Regions from separate parts of the Homo sapiens genome. Here all the other regions are linked to region 1. The links are chromatin loops, found by intact Hi-C in ENCODE. Cell type or tissue: heart right ventricle. All regions are shown on one strand.

Region 1 (8,000 bases):
AAAAACCAACCTTCCCCCTGAAAAAAAAAAAAACAGAAAAAGGAATCCAATGACAAGATACAACGCAAAGAACAGAAGAAAATGTGAAAGAAACAATAATTACAATTATCATAGAGATAAAATATGTAATATCTATGAAATTAGAACAGAATAAATTAAAAAATCAGAAAGCCTTGGAGTGAAAAAGGAAGACAGCAGCTATAAAGAATTTCAATGGGCCGGGCGCGGTGGCTCACGCCTGTAATCCCAGCACTTTGGGAGGCCGAGACGGGTGGATCACGAGATCAAGAGATCGAGACCATCCTGGCTAACGCGGTGAAACCCCGTCTCTACTAAAATGACAAAAAAATTAGCCGGGCGTGGTGGCAGGCGCCTGTAGTCCCAGCTACTCGGGAGGCTGAGGCAGGAGAATGCCGTGAACCCGGGAGGTGGAGCTTGCAGTGAGCCGAGATCGCGCCACTGCACTCCAGCCTGGGTGACAGAGTGAGACTCCGTCTCGAAATAAATAAATAAAATAAATAAATAAATAAATAAATAAATAAAAGAATTTCAATGGAAGAATTTTAAGACTCACTTGAAGAAATGAACAAAACAACCAAAAAATGAAAGACAGAAGAGAAAATAAGGAAATTCAAGGATTAAACTATGAAACCCAATATCCAATTAAGGGGTGCAGCAGAAGGAAAGAAAAGAGAAAACACAGGAGGTAATCATGAAAGCTATAAGAAAATGTTTTGAGAACTGAAGGACATGAATTTTCAAACTGAAGCGTTCACAAAATACCCAACACAATAACGGGGGTAAGCGGGGAAGTTATGCTAAGGCCTTCTGTGTGAAATTTAGGATGCTGGGACTAAAGAGATGCTCCTAAGAGCAAAATAGGATGTACAACAAGGTTCTGGAATCAGACAGGCACTGGACTTCTCTATGGCAATACCGGAAGCTAGTAGTCAAGGCAAGATGCCTCCAAAATTTGGAGTGCAAATTGTTTCCGGCCTAAAATTTTATATGCAGTCAATCAATCAACAACAAGGGAGATAATAAAGATAGTTTTGGACAAGTACTATCTCAAGAAAATTTATTTCCCAAGTACTCTTTCTTAGAAAGCTAGGGGAGGCTTAAGGGGGTAAATCAAGCAAGAAAATGAGTTCCAGGAATGAAGGGCTCCAAAAGAAGAAAGAGTTGATGGAAAGTCTCAAGAAGATATTAAGAAGGCCTAGCAGAGGAGTGCTGTCCTAGACAGCTACCAGTTTGGACTGGTTTAGAAGGACGAGGACTCCAGGAGAGCTGACCCCAAGGAAAATATAAAAAAGACAGATTATTTGATGTGCATCTGACGATACCCACAAATTTTTTTTTTTTTTAGTTTGGTAGTAATTTAGGGCAAGAATTATAATAGACAAAGGGGAAAATCCATCCTGGCTAACATGGTGAAACCCCATCTCTACTAAAAAAAAAAACAAAAAATCAGCTGGGTGTGGTGGCGGGCGCCTGTAGTCCCAGCTACTCGGGAGGCTGAGGCAGGAGAATGGCATGAACCCGGGAGGTGGAGCTTGCAGTGAGTCGGGATCGCGCCACTGCAGTCCAGCCTGGGTGACAGAGCAAGACTCCGTCTCAAAAAAACAAAAACAAAACAAAACACACAAAGGGAAAAATGACAATAAGTTCCAAAAAAACACAAAATATTGCATGAGAAAGGAGATCTAATTACAATAAACTACGTAGCTCTGTTAATGATATTGATATGGTCAAAATGAAAACAATGAGTGATAACTAACAATTGTAGTTTAACTCTGTTGGTAGCACAGAGAAAGAAGTGTGAGTGCCTGAGCATGTGTGTGGGCGGACAATGAAAGAACTAATCATTTCCCACAGGAGGAAGTTAAGAGACAGCTTCTAGAATTGCAAGCAAATCGAGTCATGTCAGTACAAGTACATTATTTAGAAATAAGAAAGCAAAACCAAGAAGAGAGTGTGAAAGAGTTGAAAGTACCTTCCTTTGGAGAGTGGGGTGTAGGGGAAGGAAGGTGAAACAGGTGACTCTTGCTTTCTGTTTTCTCTTTTGAAATACACCCTGCACTATTTGTCTTTTTAAATTATGCCATTATTTTGACTCATCACCAGGTGAAAGTCTATGTCAAATGCATGCCACTGTGTGTGGATTGAGGGCAGGTGTAGGGCAGGATGGGGGTGAGTGCCACCTGCATCTGAACGCCATGGAACACGCAGGTATTGGGTGTTAGAGACAGAAGAGAACACACATTCATTACACTCTCCTCTTGGCTGCTCAGCAAGCACGTGTGCGCGTATACGCACAAACACACACACAGGTATATACAATTTCAAGCAAATTTGATACATTTATCAAAATATAATTATCCCAAGCACAACCAAAACTGCATTCACTTCCTTCCCAACGGGAGAAAAATCTCAAATCACATCTTGCTACAGTATAGCGAGGGAAGGAGGGGCCTCTGTGGTACAAGTCCCAGATCTCTGGTTAATGGTCATCTTCTCAACCCAGTTCATAAATAGTTCTCCATATTATGACCAAGTAATTTAGTTATTTCCAATATATCCGATATATACCTGTAGACAAATGCCCTGAGGATGCTACCAAAAGCTCCTGTTTGGAAAAGGGGAAAGGCACACATTGCCACCCAGTCCAGGACGTACATGCTTCTTATTAGGGTGCAGTAACCCTGTCCCCTGGGAGGCTCATTCTTGTCTAATGTCCTCTGCTGAAAAAGACAACCCTTTGGGGGTTTCCGCACTACCTAAGGTCAGCTTCAAAAAGGGAATGTTGCATAGCCATGGTGAACATGGAACAAGTTCTAGGAAGAAATGAGGATCCAGAAGTAGAATCAACCCGAACAAATATTACTGTCAACCAAATAGAGTTTGTGTGTGTTGTATAAAATCACTGTAGAATTATATGCTTCAATTACTGAGATTAAATATTCAGTATCAGGAAAAAGCTTGCCTTTCTTAAAAAGTATGTTTTGGCTGGGCGCAGTGGCTCACACCTCCCAGCACTTTGGGAGGCCGAAGCCGAAAAGTCACCCGAGCCGAGGAGTTCACGACTAACCTGGGCAACATGGTGAAACCTCGTGTCCACTAAAAACACAAAACATTAGCTGGGTGTGGTGGTGGGTACCTGTAGTCCCAGCTACTCAGGAGGGAGGGAGGATCACCTAAGCCTGGGAATTTGAAGCTGCAGTGAGCCATGATCACGCCACTGCACTCCAGCATGGGCGATGGGAGTGAGACTCGGTCTCAAAAAAAAAAAAAAAAAAAGTATGTTTCTTTCCTTTCCTATTAAATACTTCCATTGTGGTACACATCATATTTCCCTTTCTGTGTTGGTTTTCCAAGATTCTATCCTCAGTGCTAAATTTAATGCTCAAATATGGTATTAGTTTAGGAATTGGACATATTTTATTTACGTTCTCTTCTACATGTAAACATTTTCTATTCTTTAACAGCTTTGAGATTTTATATATACATACATCTTTTATTGTAAACTACCCATGTCCTCTTTGGAATACATAGGTCACAAATTATAAATAAAATCTATCTTGGGATAGGATTTGAGCTATCTTTGCTAAACTGCCCTACAAGATTCCTAGAGATTGAGGTTGGGGAAGAAACTGGGCTTTGAACAGTCCAAAGGCTCCGCTAGCCAGTCTTTATTGCTTGCTGTTTTATCTTAAGTCTGGTTCTGCAGGCTAAACTCTGTGAACGTATTCATTTATTTATGCTTTTGTGTATATTTTGGTGTTGTTTCCAAGGAAAAGTTCTCTTTCAAATCCTCCCGCCTTGCCTTAGTTGAACTAAGGAGAAGTGGGATTTTCTCCTGTGTTGATGTGTTCCTGAGTGTTGGATGGGGTGCTGCCAGCTAACCAGACCAGGACTAGAGCTAAGGAAGAAGCTGCTGGAGCTGGGGCAGAGGCACTGGGAATCCAGGAGGTACAGGACTGGCCCAGAGGTGGATGGACGGAGTCCCTGCCCACAGGGCAATTCCTTTACACAAAGAAGAACCTCAGACAAATAAATGGGTACTAAACATATGAACGATATAAGGGTAGAGCAAAGGCATCCTGGAAGTCAGTGTCACGGTCTCCACCGTGGGGCCTGTCCGTGGGGCTTCAGCATTCACTGGCGTGGGAGACCTGCAGCTTAGGTGTGTCACCACCGTGTGGTGGAAGGGAGAGTGACAGGCATACAGAGCCCAGTGGGTTCCCAGTTCAGAGATTTATGGTGCTTTTCTAAGCCACAGCTTGAACAAAAATAGAATCTGTTTATTAAACTTGTCTCTTTCATAACACAACACAGACTTCAGAAAGATAACTTTACAGCAGACAAAATAAAGAGGAGGCACTCATATTTCTCCAGCTACCTGCTAATGGCTAATCTCGAGCATGCTTTATTCTGAGGCCTACAGGAAGGAGTTTCCTCCTCTCACCTCCAACTAAAAAGAATCCCCTTTCTTTACTTTGGCATTGAACCCCTTCAGCAGCACAGCTCACAGTCCTGGCCCTGGCTTACTAGGGCTTGCAGAATCATCTTGCTTCACCAAGCTGGTTTGGAAGCAGCAGAATTTCCTCTTGAGCCAACAAGTCTTCCCCTCGCTGAATGCTCTCTGGCTGTTTCTAAGAATGTGCTCTGCAGTTCCCATGCCCCAAGTCCTCAGATGCCACTAGCTATTCAGCTCTCATGCCCCCCATCTTCTCTCCAAACACAAGGCCTTACACCCAACCAGCAAGCAACTCTAGGAAGATTATTTTCAAGACAGATTAAAGTAACCTGACAGAAAATAGAACAAAACATGAATATCCGGTATCATCATGGATACTGGTTGGTTAAGCAAATTTAAATTCATTTCACCAATATTATTGAATTGGGTACAATCACTAAATAACCACTGGGACACAGCAGCCAGGGACCTCCATGTCTCCTAGGTAGATAAAGAAAAATAATAATGAATAGTGAGAGCATTTACAAAGTGCCAAGCATTGTTCTGAAGAATACACATGCTATAATTCATTTCACCCTCACAAATCTCCCAATGTTGGGTAGATCCCATGAATACTTCTAGTTTCTAGGCAGTATTCTAGGAGTATCTAAGGGATGCTCGAGGTCTCACAGCTGGTAACCAATGGAGCTGGATTCCAATCCAGAAAGTCAGATTGTAGACCCCTCAAAACAGTGTCTGCAGCCACTGCCTTACACGGCTTCCTGGGGAAGTCATCCCCTACCTGTAATCAGCTTATGAGGACCTCACAGAAGATGTGGAATTTTAGAGACTTTTTTTTTTTTTAATGAGAACATTATAACTTGGGCATGAGGTAGCTATGAAGAATTCTCAAAGACCTGATTAAGGTCCTTGGATAAGTGATGACAGTGAGATAGGAGGTGTAAGAAGGTCCGGCGGTCTACCCAGAAAATGTTACCATAAAAATAGAATACTGTCATTAATTTTGAAGTGAATACGACACTTTGTACTTTGCAAAGAACCGTGACATATATGTTATCCATTTTAAGCTTTGCAGTAACCCCAGATGTCATGTTTAACTTTTTATGTGGTCACCATTTATAGTACTTTTTTTTTTTTTTGAGATGGAGTCTCTGTCTGTCGCCCAGGCTGGAGTGCAGCGGCACGATCTTGGCTCACTGCAAGCTCCGCCTCCCGGGTTCACGCCATTCTGCTGTCTCAGCCTCCCAAGTACCTGGGACTACAGGCACCCGCCACCACGCCTGGCTAATTTTTTTTTTGTATTTTTAGTAGAGACGGGGTTTCACCGTGTTAGCCAGGATGGTCTCGATTTCCTGACCTAGTGATCTGCCCGTCTCGGCCTCCCAAAGTGCTGGGATTACAGGCGTGAGCCACTGCCCCTGGCCCAAGTCTTATTTTCTCCATCTTATAGATGAAGCAAATGATGAAGATTCCACGGCTAGCCTAGAGGTGGCCTAGGGTTTGGGTCTTCTGATGTCTATTGCAGTGCTGTTGGTCACATCTTGCTAATTTGGCCCCAGGGTCAGCAAAGAACTCTTAGTGAGAGAGATGGCGTAACACAAGATAGGAAGGAAAGGAAAGATATGAAGTCTGGCTGGAAGGCCTAATGGTGATAAAGTGAAAGAGGAAGAGAACTCGTATTTTCTGAGCCCTTACTATGTGCAAAACCCTATGGTGGGCCTCAATGGCTCAGGAAAGCTGGAAATACAACAGAATCACTGAAAGAGAAGATTCCTGCATGGAAGGCAACTGTTGCTTCTCCATCAGGATCAGCTCTGAGTGAGGGTGGAACATCTGAAGCCAGGCGTTTCATAAACAGGAGCTTTGGCAGTCTTACACTCTTTAGAGCAGACAACAAGGAGCAGACAGGAATCAGGAATCGCTCCTTAGAGACTTCCAGGGATGGGAAGAATGCATGGGAAAGGATTCTTAAGAAGGTGTGTGCAGAGGAGGGTACTTCATTGATGAAACATAAGGAAGAACTAGGGGCCAGGGAAACTCTAGTGTTGGTAAGCATTATGGACTGAATCGTATCACCCCAACATTCATATGTTGAAGCCCAAATCCTCAATGTAACTGTATTTGGAGACAGGAACTTTGAAAATGTAATGAAAATGAAAATGAGGTCATAAGAGTGGGGTACTAGTCCAATAGGACTGATGTCATTATAAGAAGAGGAAGAGACACCAGAGGGCTCTTTCCTTCTCTGAACTTGCATACTCTGAGCATGCACAGAGGAAAGGCCACGTGAGCACAGAGCAAGAAGGCAGCCATCTGCAACCCAAGGACAGAAGCCTCAGCAGAAACCGACCCTGCTGGCACCCTGATCTTGGATTTCTAATCTCCAGAATTCTGAGAGAATAAACTTCTGTTGGCTAAGCAACCCCGCCTGGTATTTTGTTATGGCAGCTTGAGCAGACTAATGGAGTGAGCCTTGTTGGCCCTGCCACCTCCCTGGCTCTTGGCCAACACTAATTTATATTTGAAAACTCAGAGTCACCTCTTCTATGAGGTCTTTCTCATTCATCCTAGCCATTTCTTCCTTGATGCCTCCTCTCTATGTGAAGGGATCTTATCTTAGAACCCATAACACTTTATTGACTTAGTCTTTTTTAAAACAAGCCTAACTGTTCCTATTAGACTCCGAGCCCCTTGAAAGAAGAGACCACCTTAGTCAACTTTATAGTCCTGGTCCCTAGCATGTAGCAGACATTCAATAATTGTTTATAGACAAATTAAAGAAATGAACAAATCTAGGATATTATCTTGAAAATGTAGGCTGGGACCAGGCACGGTGGCTCACACCAGTAATCCCAGCACTTTCGGGAGCTGAGGCGGGCAAATCACGAGGTCAGGAGTTCGAGACCAGCCTGGCCAACAGGTGAAATCCCGTCTCTACTAAAAATACAAAAAATTAGCTGGGCGTGGTGGCAGGTGCCTGTAATTCCAGTTACTCGGGAGGCTGAGGCAGGAGAATCACTTGAAACCAGGAGGCAGAGGTTGCAGTGAGCCAAGATCGCGCCACCGCACTCCAGCGTGACGACAGAATGAGATTCCGTCCCCCCTCCCCCCCAAAAAAAGGAGGCTGGGTGCAGTGGCTCATGCCTGTAATCCCAGCACTTTGGGAGGCCAAGACAGGTGGATCACCTGAGGTCAGGAGTTCGAGACCAGCCTGGCCAACATGGTGAAACCCCATCTCTACCAAAAATACAAAAAATTAGCCAGGTGTGGCCAGGCGCAGTGGCTCATGCCTGTAATCCCAGCACTTTGGGAGGCCAAGGCGGGCGGATCACGAGGTCAGGAGATTGAGACCATCCTGGCTAACACGGTGAAACCCTGCCTCTGCTAAAAATACAAAAAATTAGCCGGGGGCGGTGGCGGGTGCCTGTAGTCCCAGCTACTCAGGAGGCTGAGGCAGGAGAATGGCGCGAACCCGGGAGGCGGAGATTGCAGTGAGCCGAGATCGTGCTACTGTACTCCAGCC
Region 2 (8,000 bases), 64 kb after region 1:
TTTGGAGCAGTGTACTGTGTCCTGTAATCCTAGCGCTTTGGGAGGCCGACTTGGGAGGATCACTTGAGCTCAGGATTTCAAGACCAGCCTGGGCAACATGGTGAGACCCCCATCTCTACAAAAAATACAAAAAATTAGCTGGGTACGGTGGTGTGCGCCTATAGTCCCAGCTACTTGGGAGGCTGAGGCAGGAGGATTGTTTGAGCCTGGAAGATGGAGGGCTTCGGTGAGCTACGATTGTGCCACTGCACTCCAGCCTGGGTGACAGAGCAAGATCCTGCCTAAAAAAAAAAAAAAAGAAAAACAACAAAAAAAAACTTGGGGCTTCATAATCCAGGTTGTCATACTCCTGGTGATGCTAAGTTTGATCACTTTTTTCAAGTGTCTTTCCTCCTTAATAATTAATAAATAATCTGTGTGGTGATACTTTCAGACTGTGGTTATCCTGCTTCCCATATCTTTTCACCCAATAGTTTTGGCATTGATGGTCAATCCTGAAACAATTACTGGTGGTTGCAAAAGCTGTTTTTCTAATTTTATCTTTTTTTTTTAATATATCTTAGCTGGGAGAAAGAGCCTCTCCCCATCCTTACTCCCACTTTTTTTTTTTTTTTTTTTGAGACGGAGTCTTGCTCTGTGGCCCAGGCGGGAGTGCAGTGGCGCAATCTCGGCTCACTGCAAGCTCCGCCTCCCGGGTTCACGCCATTCTCCTGCCTCAGCCTCCCGGGTTCACGCCATTCTCCTGCCTCAGCCTCCCGAGTAGCTGGGACTACAGGCGCCCGCCATCACGCCCGGCTAATTTTTTTGTATTTTTTTAGTAGAGACGGGGTTTCACCGTGTTAGCCAGGATGGTCTCGATCTCCTGACCTCGTGATCCACCCGCCTCGGCCTCCCCCTTACTCCCACTTTTTTTTAAGTATCACTGTGGATACGCAAACTCATGGACTCATGGATGCATTTTTCAAGTTCAGTATCTATAATCCATTAACATTGTTATTCTTTTTATTGCTCCAATTGCCTCCATTTTTTTTTTCAGACTCTTTTTTCAGGGTCTTACTCTGTTGCCCAGGCAACAGTGCAGTGGTGTGATCAAAGCTCACTGCAGCCTTTAACTCCTGGGCTCAAGTGATCCTCCTGCCTCAGCCTCCCTGGTAGCTGGGACTACTGGCATGCACCACCACACCAGGCTAGTTTTTAAATTTTTCTTTGGTAGAGACGGGGTCTGACTATGTTGACCGTCAGACTGGCCTTAAACTCCTGGCCTGAAGCAATCCTCACACTTTGGCTTCCCAAAGTGCTGGGATTACAGGCATGACTGCCCCAAATGTGACCTGTGGGAGTCCCTATAAGTCAGCTCCTGTGTTCTTTTACATAGCCCCATCATTGTTTGTGCGCTTCCTTGATCTCAGACCCAAGATGTTCTAGGCTTGCCTTTTATCTTCCTGTCCCAGATTTAGACTCAGTTGCTCCTGCAAAGAGTCTTAGTTTCTTTTGGGAGTGAATAGTATTTAGAAACCAAGAACTGGGTGTAAACTGTGCTCATTACTACAGGAGTATCACTGCTTCTACATGCTTTCAGTGGTTAAAGTGGGCAATGTATTTATTTACTTAAAGTAGCAGCCCACCATGATACTTCCAATTCAAACCAAACACCATAAAGATCATTATTACTTTTCTCATTCACATTCACTATTTATCTCCCTAGTTCCCAATAACATCAATATATTTACTCACTTACTCTCCCCAACTAATACACAAAGCAGATCCAGAATTACTCTAATATCACTCTAAACAATAAATCTACTTAGTAGAATTCAAGATTTCTGCAATTCAATGTCCTTAAAAATATCCAACTAAGGGTGCGTAAAGTATATTTAAGTCACTTACATTCTTCTTTACTGAATACATTCTCTGTATTTTAAATTAACAGATTTTTCTTTCCTATTTGTAAGTTTATTTCTCAAGATATAACAGAACCTACAAATGTAAAGAGCTTCAAAATTTTAACAACTATTTTATCAAAATGATTAATGTATAAGCTAAAAAGTCAAGTAATCCTAAAAAAAGGTTATAATAAAAACCAGTGATTTCTACCTGCTCCTTCTGACTTTCCTCCTCATCAAAAGCACTCACTTTTCACTTATTTTGGCTGTTTCTTCTGTTACTTATCTCCACACTTTTAAACTATATGCCCATACCATAATCTTTAAATTCCATCAATTTTAAATATTACACAGTCACCTTCTCTTTCATTATAGGAGTATTTAGCTCTCTTGTACTCCACCTCTTCAATCTCCCATCTACCCTATAGTTGAATCATATATTTTGATTAAATCAAACATCTAACAATTACGTTATCATGGCTATGTTTGTATTTACTCTTAACATACTATAATCATGCTTCCATTTCTGTATTACTTTTTGTTTTCCTGGAATTAATAATTGTCTCACTTTTTTTTTTTTTTTTTTTTTGAGATGGAGTCTCACTCTGTCACCCAGGCTGGAGTGCGGTGGTGAGATCTCGGCTCACTGCAACCTTCACCTTCTGGGTTCAAGTGATTCTCCTGCCTCGGCTTCCCGAGTGGTTGGGATTACAGGCCCGTGCCAACATGCCTGGCTAATTTTTGTATTTTTAGTAGAGACGGGGTTTCACCATGTTGGTCAGGCTGGTCTTGATCTCCTAATCTCATGATCCGCCTGCCTCGGCCTCCCAAAGTGCTGGGATTACAGGCAGGAGCCACCGTGCCCGGCCCATATTTACTCTTAACATACTATAATCGTGCTTCCATTTCTGTATTACTTTTTGTTTTCCTGGGATTAATAATTGCCTCTCTTTTTCAATTGCTTGAAATCCCTCCTACTAAATCTCATAACCTTCAGCAATCACTCAGTGTAATTTTTCACGCAGGAAAACATACCATCTATTTTCCCTCTTAGCTCTAGCTCTCTATTCTAGAACAGCTGTTCTCTTGGTCTGTTGTGCAGCCTTCCACTGCTGTCATCCTGGGAGTTGTCTTTACTTCTCTCCCTTGTTTCTGTCCTCCCAGATCTTCTTTCTAGGGTTAATATTTGTCAGTAGCTTCCTGCAATACTACCACCCCTGTTTTTGCTGAGATATTGGATGCCATTCTAAGTTCAGATCCTTTGAAAGTAATCTGTTGTCCCCTACCTCCCACCCCTAGGGAGGCAGAAACTTCTCTTTAACTGGGTGCTCTGAAATTTCATTATGTTGTGATTTGACATGGGTCTTTTTTTATTTCATTTCTTAAGCTGGATATTGATAATGGACTCTTTCAATAAATATGGTTACTCCTGTCTGTCAGTTCTTGGGAAATTTCTGGCATTATTTCCTTTGGTAATTTGTTGACTGTTGTTTTCTCATTGTGGCATTCCTACTCTTTCGATCTTGGATGGATCCTCTAATTTTGATATCTTCCTGTGTCTTTTGGTTCTACTTTGTGGAACTTTTTTTTTTTTTTTTTTTTGAGACATGGTCTCACCCTGTCACCCAGGCTGGAATGCAGTGGCACAATCACAGCTCACTGCAGCCTTGACCTCCTGGGCTCAAGCAATCTCCTCTCGCCTGTCTCCTGAATAGCTGGGACTACAGGCATGCACCACCACACCTAGCAATTTTTTTTTTTTTTTTTTTTGAGACGGAGTCTCATTCTGTCGCCCAGGCTGGAGTGCAATGGCGCAATCTCGGCTCACTGCAACCTCCGCCTCCCGAGTTCAAGCGATTCTCCTGCCTCAGCCTCTCGCCTCCCGAGTAGCTGGGATTACAGGCGCGCTCCACCACTCCTGGCTAATTTTTGTATTTTTAGTAGAGATGGGATTTCACCATGTTGGTCAGGCTGGTCTCGAACTTCTGACCTCGTGATCTGCCCGCCTCAGCCTCCCAAAGTGCTGGGATTACAGGCGTGAGCCACTGCACCCGGCCACCTAGCTAATTTTTAAAAACTTTTGTAGAGACAGGGTCTCGCTATTTTGACTAGGCTGGTCTTGAACTCCTGGGGTCTAGCAATCCGCTCACTTCAGCCCTCCAAAGTGCTGGGATTACAGGCAAAAGCCACCAGGCCCAGCCCATCTCTTCAACTTTGAAACTGCCAGGAGTGACCACTGATCCTTCCCATTCATTGCTTTTTTTCACAGACCACCTCTCAGTTCCTTCTTTTACAGAGAGAAAGAAAGGAAGTAGCTGAGGGATGTAAGCCAACTTAACTAGAAGACATTAAGTTCAGTTGTTCTACATTTGTTCACATCTAAAATTACTTAATATGTAGGTGGTAGGTCCATTTGTCAAGCAGTAGAAATAGCATCGTTCCTTCCAGTAGCTCAGTGTGACAATACTGTTTCTTCTATTAAAACAATGTCTGCATTTTGGGGTTTGCAGAAATTCACTGTTTGGCATGACTTTAAGAATAGCTCTAACCAAATGGTCCATGAGAATACATAAAAACCTTTTTCAGTTCAACAGGTCCACGAAGAACCCAATAATTCTGAAAGAAACATCGAAGGCTGGAAAAACATGTCAGATGATTGTCAGGAGAATATATGTTGCACATCTCAGTGGTGCCCATGTAAGCTGCCTATATGCCAGGTATGACCTGGTGTCTGCCAGCTCCACACCTGCCCTTCTCTGCTCAGTCATGCTGGGGCTTGGAGTCTGTGAACTACCCTTCCCAGGCTCCCCTGCCAGCTGGCTTCCTGTTATGTTCTGCCAAAATAAGGCACTGTCAGGAGTTCAGAAAGCAAGAAGAGGGGTGAGGCTGTTCCTCTTCCTCTCTTTCCCCATCTGCTTCTGGCAGCATCTCTGCAAGTGTCTGTATTCTAACAGTGTTCCCCATGGCAGTGGCAGCCTCTCTTTGGCAGTCCCAGAACGAGCAAGGCAGGCCTGCTTCTGCTGCAGCCCAGGGGCCAGGTCCTAGGCATCTCTAGCACTGGCTGAGCGGCAATCCCAGGAGTACTGTGGTGTGCAGCAGCGCATTTGCATCTTTGCTCTCCTAGGCTTAAGGGTGGCAGCTGCTTCACACAAGGACTAATTTCTGGATTACTGCACCTTCCCCTTTTCATTCTCTCCATCCTTTTAACAGTTTTTTTTTTTTTTTTTTTTTTTTTTAGGCAAAGTCTTGCTCTGTCACCCCGGCTGAAGTGCAGTGGCATGATCTCAACTCACTGCAACCTCCGCCTCCCAGGTTCAAGCAATTCTCCTGCCTCAGCCTCCTGAGTAGCTGGGATTACAGGCATGTGCCACCATGCCTGGCTAATTTTTGTATTTTTAGAGACGGGGTTTCGCCATGTTGGCCAGGCTGGCGGTCTCAAACTCCTGATCTCAGGTGATCTGCCTGCCTTGGCCTCCCCAAATGTTGGGATTATAGGCGTGAGCCACTGCGCCCGGCCCTTCTAACAGTATTCTAACAAGTTGTTTGCATTCTGTCTCCTCTGAGTGAAATACCTAGTATGGTTATTCTTTTTCCTGATTGGCTCCCAACTGACGGAACCTCTCTGAGGGATTTAAAAAATAAGAAGAAAAAAAGACTGGCCAGGCACGGTGGCTCACGCCTGTAATCCCAGCACTTTGGGAGGCCAAGGCAAGGTGGATCACCTGAGCTCAGGAGTTTGAGAACAGCCTAGCCTGTGGTTTTGTAGAAAACTCCATCTCTACAAAAAATACAAAAAGTAGCTGAGTATGGTGGTGTGCACCTGTAGTCCCAGCTACTTAGGGGGCTGAAGCCAGAGGATCTCTTGTGCCCAGGAGGTTGAGGCTGCAGGGAGCTGTGATCATGTCATTTCATTCCAGCTGGACAACAGAGTGAGACTCTGTCTCAAAAAAATAAAATAAAATAAAATATAAAAAATTAAAATTTTTAAATACTCCAGAAGTCTTAATTTTCAGAAAGAGTGAAGGGCGCAATGCCTCATCTATGGTTATGATTGCAAAAGTACAAACTGATTTCAATTGTTTTATTGACAAAGTCATACATCTCTAGAAGATGACAGTTTCTCTAATGTGAAGTCCCAAATTCAAGAGGATTTCCATTAGTTTCCAGAATAAGTAGCTAAGTGCACAACAGCCCTCTCTGTAAAGTTTGACTGCTACAAAAATAAGAAAACTGGTTTGCATGCTGCTAAGATGACCGAACACAAAAACATCTTTTAATAAGGAGCTGAAACCAAGTTGGGAGAAGGCTGCTTCAGTCTTCAATTTTTAGGTGCAGTGGCTCACACCTGTAAATCCCAGCACTTCAGGAGGCCAAGGTAGATCGTTTGAAACCAGGAGTTCAAGACAAGCCTAGGTAAGAAAGCGAGACTTCATCTCTACCAAAAAAACAAACAAAAAAATTAGCTGGGCATGGTGGTGCACACCTGTAGTTTCAGCTACAGGGGACGAACTCCAGGGCTCAAGTGATCCTCCTGATAGCTTAGCACAGAGGTATGACCATGCCACTGCACTCCAGCCTGGGCAACTGAGCGAGACCCTGTCTCTAAACAGAAGGGAAAAAAAGGTCTTCAATTTTGCAAAAGGGCAGCCATGGTACACCACTCAGTTGTTCATTCACGGTCTTCAACCCACTTTAAAAGGCATAATGGAAATGACAAGAAAACAGATACAAAAGGTATTTTTAAGAGGATGCGGCAGAATGTATCATAAAGTTATTACACAGTAACAGTTTTTAAATGCACTTCTTGGGACTATTCCTGTGCTCCGTTATCTTCTAAACACACTTCCAGATGGCCCCATGTTCGGTGACACATTGAGGAGAGAAAGCGGCTGGTGAGGCCACACAAAAGAAACCGGAGGATGGCAGGGTGCTAGGAATGCTGGCTGAAGGGTGGGATGCAGCTTGGGCATGAGGCCTTTAAAAGGCATATTCTTGACCAAGATGATAAATAGAGAGGACAGTAATTAAGGGAGGAAGACTGGAACTGAGAGAAAACAGGAAAGGAGAGAGTAGGGGGAAAAGATTACAAAGAGAGAAGTGAGGATGAGTACAGGAAACTCCGGGAGCACCCAATACCCCAGGGCAGGAGATGTGATTTAAGGATGGGAACATTATGGCTGTATTTGATTGGCTTACATGTAATAGTCCCCAGCCCCTTGGGGGTCACCAGTGCTACAGGGAAACCTGGGTGGGATTATATCCAGCATCCTCTCAGTGGAACTAAGGCTTTTTTTTTTCTTTTTTTTTTTGAGATGGAGTTTTGCTCTTGTTGCCCAGGCTGGAGTGCAATGGCGCAATCTTGGCTCACTGCAACCTCCATCTCCCGGGTTCAAGAGATCCTTCTGCCTCAGCCTCCCAAATAGCTGGGATTACAGGCGCCTGCCACCACGCCTGGCTAATTTTTGTAATTTTAGTAGAGATGGGGTTTCAACATGTTGGCCAGGCTGGTATTGAACTCCTGACCTCAGGTGGAACTAAGGCTCTTGAGCCTGACTTTGGGCGTTAATACGCAGGAAAAGAGGTATTACTCTCTGTGGAAGTTATCACCTTCAAGATAAACACACTGGCCCTGGGAAGAAAGGTTGAATAGAGAGCCTGAAATCCCCAAAGAGAAATCCCTTGAAGGGCTCCTCTGAACTCCCATCACCCACAAACTTAAGAGTTTTCCTGGTATTCCACAATGCTGAGACATATTTTTTTTTTTTTTTTTTTTTTGGGACAGAGTCTTGCTCTGTCGCCCAGGCTGGAGTGCAGTGGTGCAATCTCGGCTCACTGCAAGCTCCGCCTCCCACGTTCATGCCATTCTCCCGCCTCAGCCTCCCAAATAGCTGGGACTACAAGCGCCGACCACCATGCCCGGCTAATATTTTTGTATTTTTAGTAGAGACAGGGTTTCACCGTGTTAGCCAGGATGGTCTCGATCTCCTGAGCTCGTGATCCGCCCGCCTTGGCCTCCCGAAGTGCTGGGATTACAGGTGTGAGCCACCGTGCCTGGACTGTGATAGGAGTTTTAATTTTCTCTGGTTAATGAAATTTCAGGGAAGGGATCAAAGGTGA
Region 3 (8,000 bases), 110 kb before region 1:
CCTCACTGCACCAAGCAAGCTGCTGCAGTCGACCTCCCTGACCTCCACAGCAGCCAGGGAGCAGCCTGGCCCACGCCGTGGGGCCTGTCCACAGGGCCTCGTCTACCCCTACGTTCTTTGTGGATGGCGTCCACCTATGCAGACTGATACTACTCAAAGCAGAGAAGACTGTCTCCCCCAGCCCAGGAGGGCCACAGGCAGATGCAGCCCTTTGGCATGAGCTGTAGGACTTGGAGTCACATGGAGCCTCACAATTGGCTCCAGGGTTCAGCCCTCCCTGGGGAAACTTGGCAAGATTTCCACATTCACTGCTGGGGCAATGTCCCGGGATTCAGGGCAGGGTGTTTTCTCTGTCTGTTGCATTCCTCTGTCCCTTGGAAGTCTTGTGAGGACTAGGAAGGGAGTTTCCCATCAGACTTTGGGAGGGATGCCTTCAGCACTTGCTGTGTGAGCCCTTTCTTCTTCTGGACTGGAACAGAGGGCACCCCCTGCATTGCTGTACAGGTGAGGAGGGGGCTGCTGATGGGGCCGGCCTCCCTTCTCTGACCTCGTGCCAGCCTTCTGAGGGCTCTTAGGACCTGCAGCACTTCCTGCTCAAGGCCTCTGCCAGTGCCCTTTTGAGAACAGCCCTCAGATGGTCTGTGAGCTGTGAGACCTGTTGGGAATCAGAGCCAGCAGGGGCTCTAAAGATCATGGAAGCTGAGAGCTGCTCTGCTGGCCTGTGGGGGTTTTGGGGACCCTCAGAGACATGGCCTGCCATGGAGAAGGTTTTCCTCTTCCAGCAAAGGTGGTGACTTCCACAGGGAGCCAGGGGATGAAAGAGCTGATTGGTGGAGTGGTGGGGCAGTCTTCCTTCCCATGAGTACAGGACAGGCCTAGGAGGGTCCTGGAGAAGAAGATGCTTACCTGAGGCTCCACACAGGTGTGTTAGTCAGTGCAGGCTGCAAAGTGCCTCAGACTGATTGGCTTAAACAACAGAAGTTTATGTCTCATAGTTCTGGAGGCTGGAAGTCCAAGATCAAGGTGTCAGCAGGGCTGGTTTTGTTCCAAGAAACATCTGCTCCAGGCCTCTTTCCTTGGCTTGCAGATAACCGTCTTCTCCCTGTGTCTTCACAGGGTCTTTCCACTGCACTCATCTGTATCCCGATGCCCTCTTCTAATAAGGACACCGGTCATGTTGGATCAGGTTCCACCCCAGTGACCTCACTTTAAATTAATCAGCTCTTTAAAGCCCCTATGTCCAAATACATCCAACTTTGAGGTACTGGGGATTAGAGTTTCCGCATCAGCATTGTGTGTGGCAGGGAGTACACAGTTTAGCCCATAGCACAAGGTCAGGCCAGAAGCGGAACTTCAGGACTGGCCAGAGGCCTGGGTGGTGGCTGTGGTGGTGTCTGAAGTGAGGGTGGGGCTGTGGCTGTTCTGTCTCCCCTGTCCTACCTGAAGCTGCTCCAGAGGAGCTCATGCCCAGCTGGCTTTCCTGTCCTCTATGGGCACGTGGCCTTGGATCACTGCCATTTGAAGGTCCTGCCTGACCTCAAGAGCCCCTGGAGCCAGAGTCCTCAGGAAAAGTAGCCAGACCTCTGGATAGGAGCCCAGGACAGACTTCTGGAAAGCCTTAGTATGTGCTTCAGTGGAAAGGGTGCCAGGCTCAGGAGTGTGTCTCCTCCCTGGCAGAGCCCAGGAGCCTTCAGGGATCCCTTCAGAGAGTGTCAGAGGGAGTGGGAAAAGGCAGCTACTTGGGCACAAGAAACTGACGATGAGAACCACCTGCCATCCAGGTCAGCTTTGCCAGGGCTCTCGGAAGTCCCTGGGTACTCCCTCTCTTCACCGACAAACCAAATCTCAACAAGATTCTGGCACCATGCAGGTGGGTGCTGGTGCAGGCAGGGCCAGCAGTAAGGGTGTACGGAAGGCCCGGTGTGCCCTGCAACAGGAGCCCTTTCCCCTGCCCTCTTGCCAAGACACTGAGGAACGGCAGCAGAAGGGGCGATGGTCAAAGGGTGGGGGCTGCTGCCCTGGTTCCTTTGGACCCAGCAGGGAGGCAAAAACCTTAGCCTGTTAAGTTGTAAGTCACTTCAGTGGGACTTTAGAGGGAGACCTCTGTCCTTACAGGTGAGCCACCGGTGGTCCAGAGAGAGAAAGGCACTAACCCAGGGTCACTGGGAGGGTGGGGCGCCAGACCTGGATCCCCTCTTACCTGTCTGAAAGCGCGTGGGTCACCTGAGCTGTCTGTCCCTGTCTCATGACCCAGAGCAAGGACCGCGTGGGTTCTCTGCTTCACTGGGAGGCTCTCCAGCCTGCGGTTTCATGGGAAACCTGATCTTGCCGTGTTCTCAGGGACCTGGGCTTCCGTCTGGCCTCACCTTTCTCTTTATGGAAAAAATCCCCGGGTTGATTGTTTCCCATGGCCAGGTGCTGCCTGCTCCTTGCACACGGGGTGACCTGCCATGGAAGGGATTGACCTCCCTCTGAAAAAAGTGGCTGACTTCCAGGGACATGGGAGCCACCCAGCGGCTTCCTATGGCGGAAGATGTTCTGACCCAGACCACGTTCTCAGAGGAATTAGGGAGGCTCTCTCTTTGTCTCCCTCACCAGACACCCCCACCACCTCCCCTGCAAAGGAAAAGACCTCCACTCACCTAACTGCCACCTTCTCCCCAGCTCACTCCACACCTCCCCTCCCCTGCCCCCCCGTGGCCCTGTGTGTCTGTGTCTGTGTGTGTGGCTTTGTGGATCTGAGTATATGTCTGTGCGTGGGTGAGTTTGTAGATAAGAATCCGTGTGTTTGTGAGTCAATGTATGTAGATGAGAGCGAGGGAGGGAGAATTAGTAGGAGTCTGCTTGTATCTGTGTGTTTCTGGGAATATGTGTGAGTCTCTGTGTGTTAGTAGGAACTTTGATGTGTCTGTGTCTGTGTATATTTCAGGGTCAAGGGACTACAGCAGGATGCTTTTGACTTCCTCTTCCTCAAGGCCAGGGCCTGAGTCTTCCCTTGGGCTCAGCCTCTCTTCCTTTGGCACTGCCAGTCACATTCTCCCTTTCCAGGCCATAGTATGGCATTGCCATCTGTCAACTCTCCCTACACCTTGAAACTCAGACTTTGCACAGGGTATAATGGGGGCCATCTCGATTTGTGAATTTTTAGGAAAAGTTCTTTGGGTAATCTCCTTTGGCTGGAGATTGAGAATGAATTCCAGGCAAGTCTGTTAGGATTGCACTGGGTACAGGTAACAGAAAACCCACATCATATTATAAGATAGGAGCTTATTTCTCCTTGCAGAACAAGAAATACAAAGGGGGCCATTTAGAAAGGGTAGTTCCCTCAGAGATCCAGGCTCTTTCCACCTCTCCGCACAGCCCCCAGCTTTCTCCTGCAGTTGTCTTTTCTGGTCCCTGGCCTCCTCTGTGCTGTCACGCGCATTTCAGAGGGCTGTCGCAAGGACCAAGGGATTCGACACGTATGAGAGAGTGTGGATGTGCTAAGGAGTTTGCAGGAGTTGGCACGGGGCAGCTACTGCTGAAGAATACTCTGCCTTGGGCAGCCCCTTTGGGACCCTGATTGCCTCCCTTCCTAGAACAATGATCTGCTGGTGGGGAAACACAAGTCAGCCCGCTGCCTCCATAAACCAGAGGAATAGGTCAGATTCTTGCAGAATCTCAGAAAGATTTGGAAACCCAGGAGCAAGCATCAGCTCATGTTGAACCAAAGAGTGGGCCCTTAGGAAGCGTCTGCCGCACCCAGCAGACACAGTGGCCCTGCCATTACCGGGGACGGCCCTCACTCCGCCAGACCTCAGCTGGTGCCAGCCCAGGCAGCTAAGCGGGTCACCGGCTGTGGGGGAGAACAATGCACCATCCTGACTCCACCCAGAGTCTGCTCTGGGTCGGCCGCTGCCAAGATAAAGACAACCTGGGCCAATGAGGGTGTCCACGTGTGACTTGGCTCTGAACGTGCAGTGACCGAGCAACCTTTGGTGACCTCCCTTCAGCCAAATCCAAGGATCCAGAAGTTACTGGTGCACAGCTGTGTTCCATCAGCTCGGAGGGGAGAATGTCTTGGCATGAATCTTAGGATTACCAGCTGGCTAAGGGAGGTCAGCCGGCCTGAGGCCCTGATGCTCACGCTTGCATCAGGGGCTTCGAAGACAGTAGGAGCCTGTGCTGTGGCCCTTTGCATTCGCACGGCCGACTTAGAGGCACTGCCCATGCTCCATCTCCCTTCCTACCATGGACGAATTTAAGAGACCATAGGGAAAGGTCAGAGACCCTCTCCAGCCTCCCCTCCTCGCCGCCGCCTCTTCTGCACGTCTCCATGGGCCGTCAAGGCTGGATCTTTTCTTACTGTCGAGAGAGACAAACAACAGAGAATGAACTTGAATTTAGGGTACATCTAAGAAGACAATTTCCTAACAAAAGGCATTGCTTCTGGCTGGTCGCGGTGGCTCACGCCTGTAATCCCAGCACTTTGGGAGGCCAAGGCGGGCAGATCACCTGAGGTCAGGAGTTCGAGACCAGCCTGGCTGACGTGTTAAAACCCCATCTCTACTAAAAATACAACAAAATTAGCTGGGTGTGATGGTGGGCACCTGTAATCCCAGCTACTCGGGAAGCTGAGGCAGGAGAATCGTTTGAACCCGGGAGGCGGAGGTTGCAGTGAGCCGAGATTACGCCATTGCACTCTAGCCTGGGCAACAAGAGTGAAATCCATCTCAAAAGAAAAGAAAAACAACCCAGCATTACTTCTATCTATAAGAAGCAGCAGCAAGACTGGAGCAGTTCCATCAGCCTACAGGCAGGGAGCCCTGTAGGCTGCCCCCGTGCCAGGGCCTGTGCCCCCACCCTCCTCCCACCTGATGGGGGCACCCCCAGCCCTGGGACCCTCACTCTGAGTGATTCCAGGAGGTTTTGCATGTCCAGACACAACTTCAACAAACAATTCCTCACATTCTTCTCTTCTCCACCTTCCTCCCTCCCTCCTCTTCCTAATTCTCCTCATTGGCCACTCCTGGGCCCGAGGCCGGCTGGGCTGGGAGAGGTCGTGTTTTGAGCCACAGACTCCCGTGCTCACGCCCAGCAGTGCTTGCTGGGAAGTTCTAATCTGGCTGCTTCAGAGCCTCTGCTCTCACTTGCATTCTTGGGTTTTTTGGTCCTTTTGGAGGAGGAACAGATTAGCAGCCACGAGGGGACACCTGGAATTGCTGCCGGACGCCTTACTGCAGACGACTCCCCACTTCCAGCCTCCAGGATGGGGCATGGGCAGGACATTTGCCTTCTTCCTTCGGTGTTCCCCTTCCCCACCACACTCTGAGGCCACCGCCTAGCTTCAGGGAGGCAGGACTTAGCAGGGAACGCTGGTGTCCTGTGCCTACAGGTATAGCTGTTCTTGCCCTGAGCATCTGTGTTGGTGGGACATCCTCCTGAGGTCCTGTGGCTACTCTCTTACCAGAATTGGCTTCTTGGGACACAGCGACAGAGCCTCCGTGAAGCATGACAGGGTGGGCAACCCCACCTCTCCACCCTTTCAAGCCCAGGAGGAGGGTGGGGGGCCTGCTCTGTGGAGCCGTAGTTGCTGGCTTGAGAATCCCGGGCCTTGCTTCAGCTCCCAGCCTGGCCGTTCCCTTCCTGTGAGGCTCTGGGAGTTTCCTTTACCTCTCCCGTCTTTGTTTGCACATTTAATCAGGGCTTTAAGCTAAATGATCACCGTGACCCTCTCTAGTGCTACAGTTTATGGGTTTTGTGATTCAGAAGGCTGCCTGGCTGCAAAGTAGGGTCAGGTGTTGGGGGGCAGCAGCTGGGGGAGCCACCCCTCCCTGTGACTCCCTCTAACCTGGCAAACCCCAGAGCTTCACCAGGCCTCAAACCCCACTCCTCCCATGCCCTGGGTTGGCAAGAAAACTTGGGGGCAGGGAGCTGGTTGAGGACAGAGTGAAAACGCATAAGCCGACCCTGTCAAGGGAAGGTGTATCCCCCGATCCTGACTCCTCCACCCAGGCGTGATGAGGGCTACGGGCTCTGCCTTCCCGAGAAGGTATTTGAAAGCCTTCCTCCTGGGCTTCCAAAGGGCTTCTGCATTTCACTTTCCTGCTGCCAAAGCAGTCTCTTCAGGTCGGTCCATTTTGGTTTTTATTCTCCGTTTCCAGGTAGGTGGGTGGCCAGTGTCAGAGCTTCCGGAGTGCGTTTGGGCTTGGCTGGGCCTGCTCCCCATCGCTGCTCTTCCTCCAGGGCAGGGTCCATGGAGGCAGCCCTGGGTAGGGAAGGCTCTGCGGGGATGCACTGGCCGCTTCCCCCTTGTCTGACCCTCCCATTTTGTGTTCTCTGCAGCCTGTGATTGCCACCCTGTGGGTGCTGCTGGCAAAACCTGCAACCAAACCACCGGCCAGTGTCCCTGCAAGGACGGCGTGACGGGTATCACCTGCAACCGCTGCGCCAAAGGCTACCAGCAGAGCCGCTCTCCCATCGCCCCCTGCATAAGTATGTGTGGGGCACCCTGCTTTTCAAGTCTCTGGCTTTGTGGGGGACAGTGAGCTTTTGAGGATGCTAGTCACTGATGTTCAGTGGGTTCCTTTTTTGGTTGGTTGAGTCTCACTGTGTCGCCCAGGCTGGAGTGCAGTGGCACGATCTCAGCTCACTGCAACCTCTGCCTCCCAGGTTTAAGTGATTCTCCTGCCTCAGTCTTCCAAGTAGCTGGAATTACAGGCGCAAGCCTTCATGCCCCGCTGATTTTTGTCTTTTTAATAGAGATGGGATTTCGCTGTGTTGGCCAGGCTGGTCTTGAACTCCTGACCTCAGGTGATCCACCCACCTTGGCCTCCCAAAGCGCTGGGATTAGAGGCATGAGCCACCGCGCCTGGCCCATTCAGTGGGTTCTGTCTTCAATGTGCATTCCTGCATTCAAGGCCTCATGCTCAGTGAGTCCACGTGGGAGACCCCCCAAGCTCATAGAGTTCTTGCAGAAGCCACTGGGGGCTCAGCAGAGCCAGCCTGTCTGAGGCTGTCTATCCTGACAAACACTGAGTCTCCTGTTTCTGGGGAAAAGCAAGCCCCTCTCCTCAGCACTGGCCCCATTCTCACTGTCCACCTGGACCCTGGATCTGGGTGGGCCCATTCCAGGAGTGCTGTTGTCACTATTGCCGGAATGCCGGCATTCCCCCTGCCCCTGGTGGGTTCAGAACAGAAAGGACGGACAGCCCAGGGCCTTCGAGAGGAGCTGGGCAGGGCTTCCATGCACGGCACCTGTGTCCCTAATGAAGGATGATAGCAACCCTGAGGCGTTCCGTACAGCTGTTCGCAGGGGCTCGCTAATAGCAAATGACCAGGGTCCAAGCCTTGGTAGAGGGGGCTCAGCACCCATCCAGGGCAGAGCAGGTTGAAATAGCTTCACAACAACCTCCAATTGTCAGCCTCACAGTTTGTCAAAATCCTTCTGTCCATCCAGATTCTGCAAGGTGAACATTTTTAGACAGCTGGGAGGAAATCTGGGGTTCGGAAAACATGGGGGGAAAGCTGAGGTCTCCCGTCAGGGAATTAGGAGTTCTCAGGTTGCTCAGAAATGGTTGGAACCAACATTTCAAATTCCCAGGTGGAAAAATCAAGCCTAGACACGAGAGCTGGTGTTTCTGAATCAGAGGCTGAAGCCTTGGGAACTCTCATTTCCCAGCCTGTGCCTTCTCTCCTCCTCTAACAAAGGGCGGGCTGATGCCTGGCGAGAGCATTGTCCCTCCTTGGACAACCTGGGGCTCCATCCTGGAATTTTCGCTTGCTCTTCCCGAGGGAAGAGCTACAGGTGCCCAGACAGTGCCTGGGGGACTCGTGCCCTGTTTTGTCCCAGCTTGGGCAGCCATGGGCCCTGTGTGTGCATCCCAGAGCCAGGCTGACCTCAGGCACTGAGGTTGGGTGGTCACAATGACTCTGTGGCCATTGGCTTCGGCTCCATTTGTGGACTTGCAGGATTAGACTGGACCATTCAGATGTTGCCTCCAGGATGTTCCTGCTGGGAC

What was found. Hi-C counts contacts between places; a loop is a spot of excess contacts. Peaks named below come from ENCODE experiments on the same cell type or tissue, not always from the same donor. Only the 100,000 strongest peaks of a DNase experiment are listed, where the experiment ranks them.
Region 2: a loop joins it to region 1, with 2.0 times the contacts of the local background. A loop is called at or near these places in 3 of 110 quality-filtered maps.
Region 3: a loop joins it to region 1, with 2.0 times the contacts of the local background. A loop is called at or near these places in 5 of 110 quality-filtered maps.

The regions. Positions count from the first base shown.
Region 1 is chr17:9,288,164-9,296,163 of GRCh38, forward strand. The region is part of intron 7 of STX8 (syntaxin 8); the gene reads right to left. Among named protein-coding and RNA genes, the nearest start is that of NTN1, 270 kb to the left of the region's middle. RefSeq lists an enhancer at 2,092-2,201. In heart right ventricle, CTCF peaks have their summits at 4,197 and 4,400; a DNase peak (open chromatin) is centred at 4,138; H3K27ac peaks cover 1,058 bases.
Region 2 is chr17:9,351,868-9,359,867 of GRCh38, forward strand. The region is part of intron 7 of STX8 (syntaxin 8); the gene reads right to left. Among named protein-coding and RNA genes, the nearest start is that of STX8, 220 kb to the right of the region's middle. In heart right ventricle, no CTCF peak of the experiment used is centred here; a DNase peak (open chromatin) is centred at 4,821.
Region 3 is chr17:9,173,483-9,181,482 of GRCh38, forward strand. NTN1 (netrin 1) reads left to right here. Exons shown (of 7, transcript NM_004822.3): 4 at 6,325-6,474. It overlaps LOC101928266 (a long non-coding RNA gene), which reads right to left and starts at 5,636. Exons shown (of 4, transcript NR_110828.1): 1 at 5,447-5,636; 2 at 1-4,344. RefSeq lists an enhancer at 6,614-7,115. In heart right ventricle, no CTCF peak of the experiment used is centred here; DNase peaks (open chromatin) are centred at 198, 1,575 and 3,969.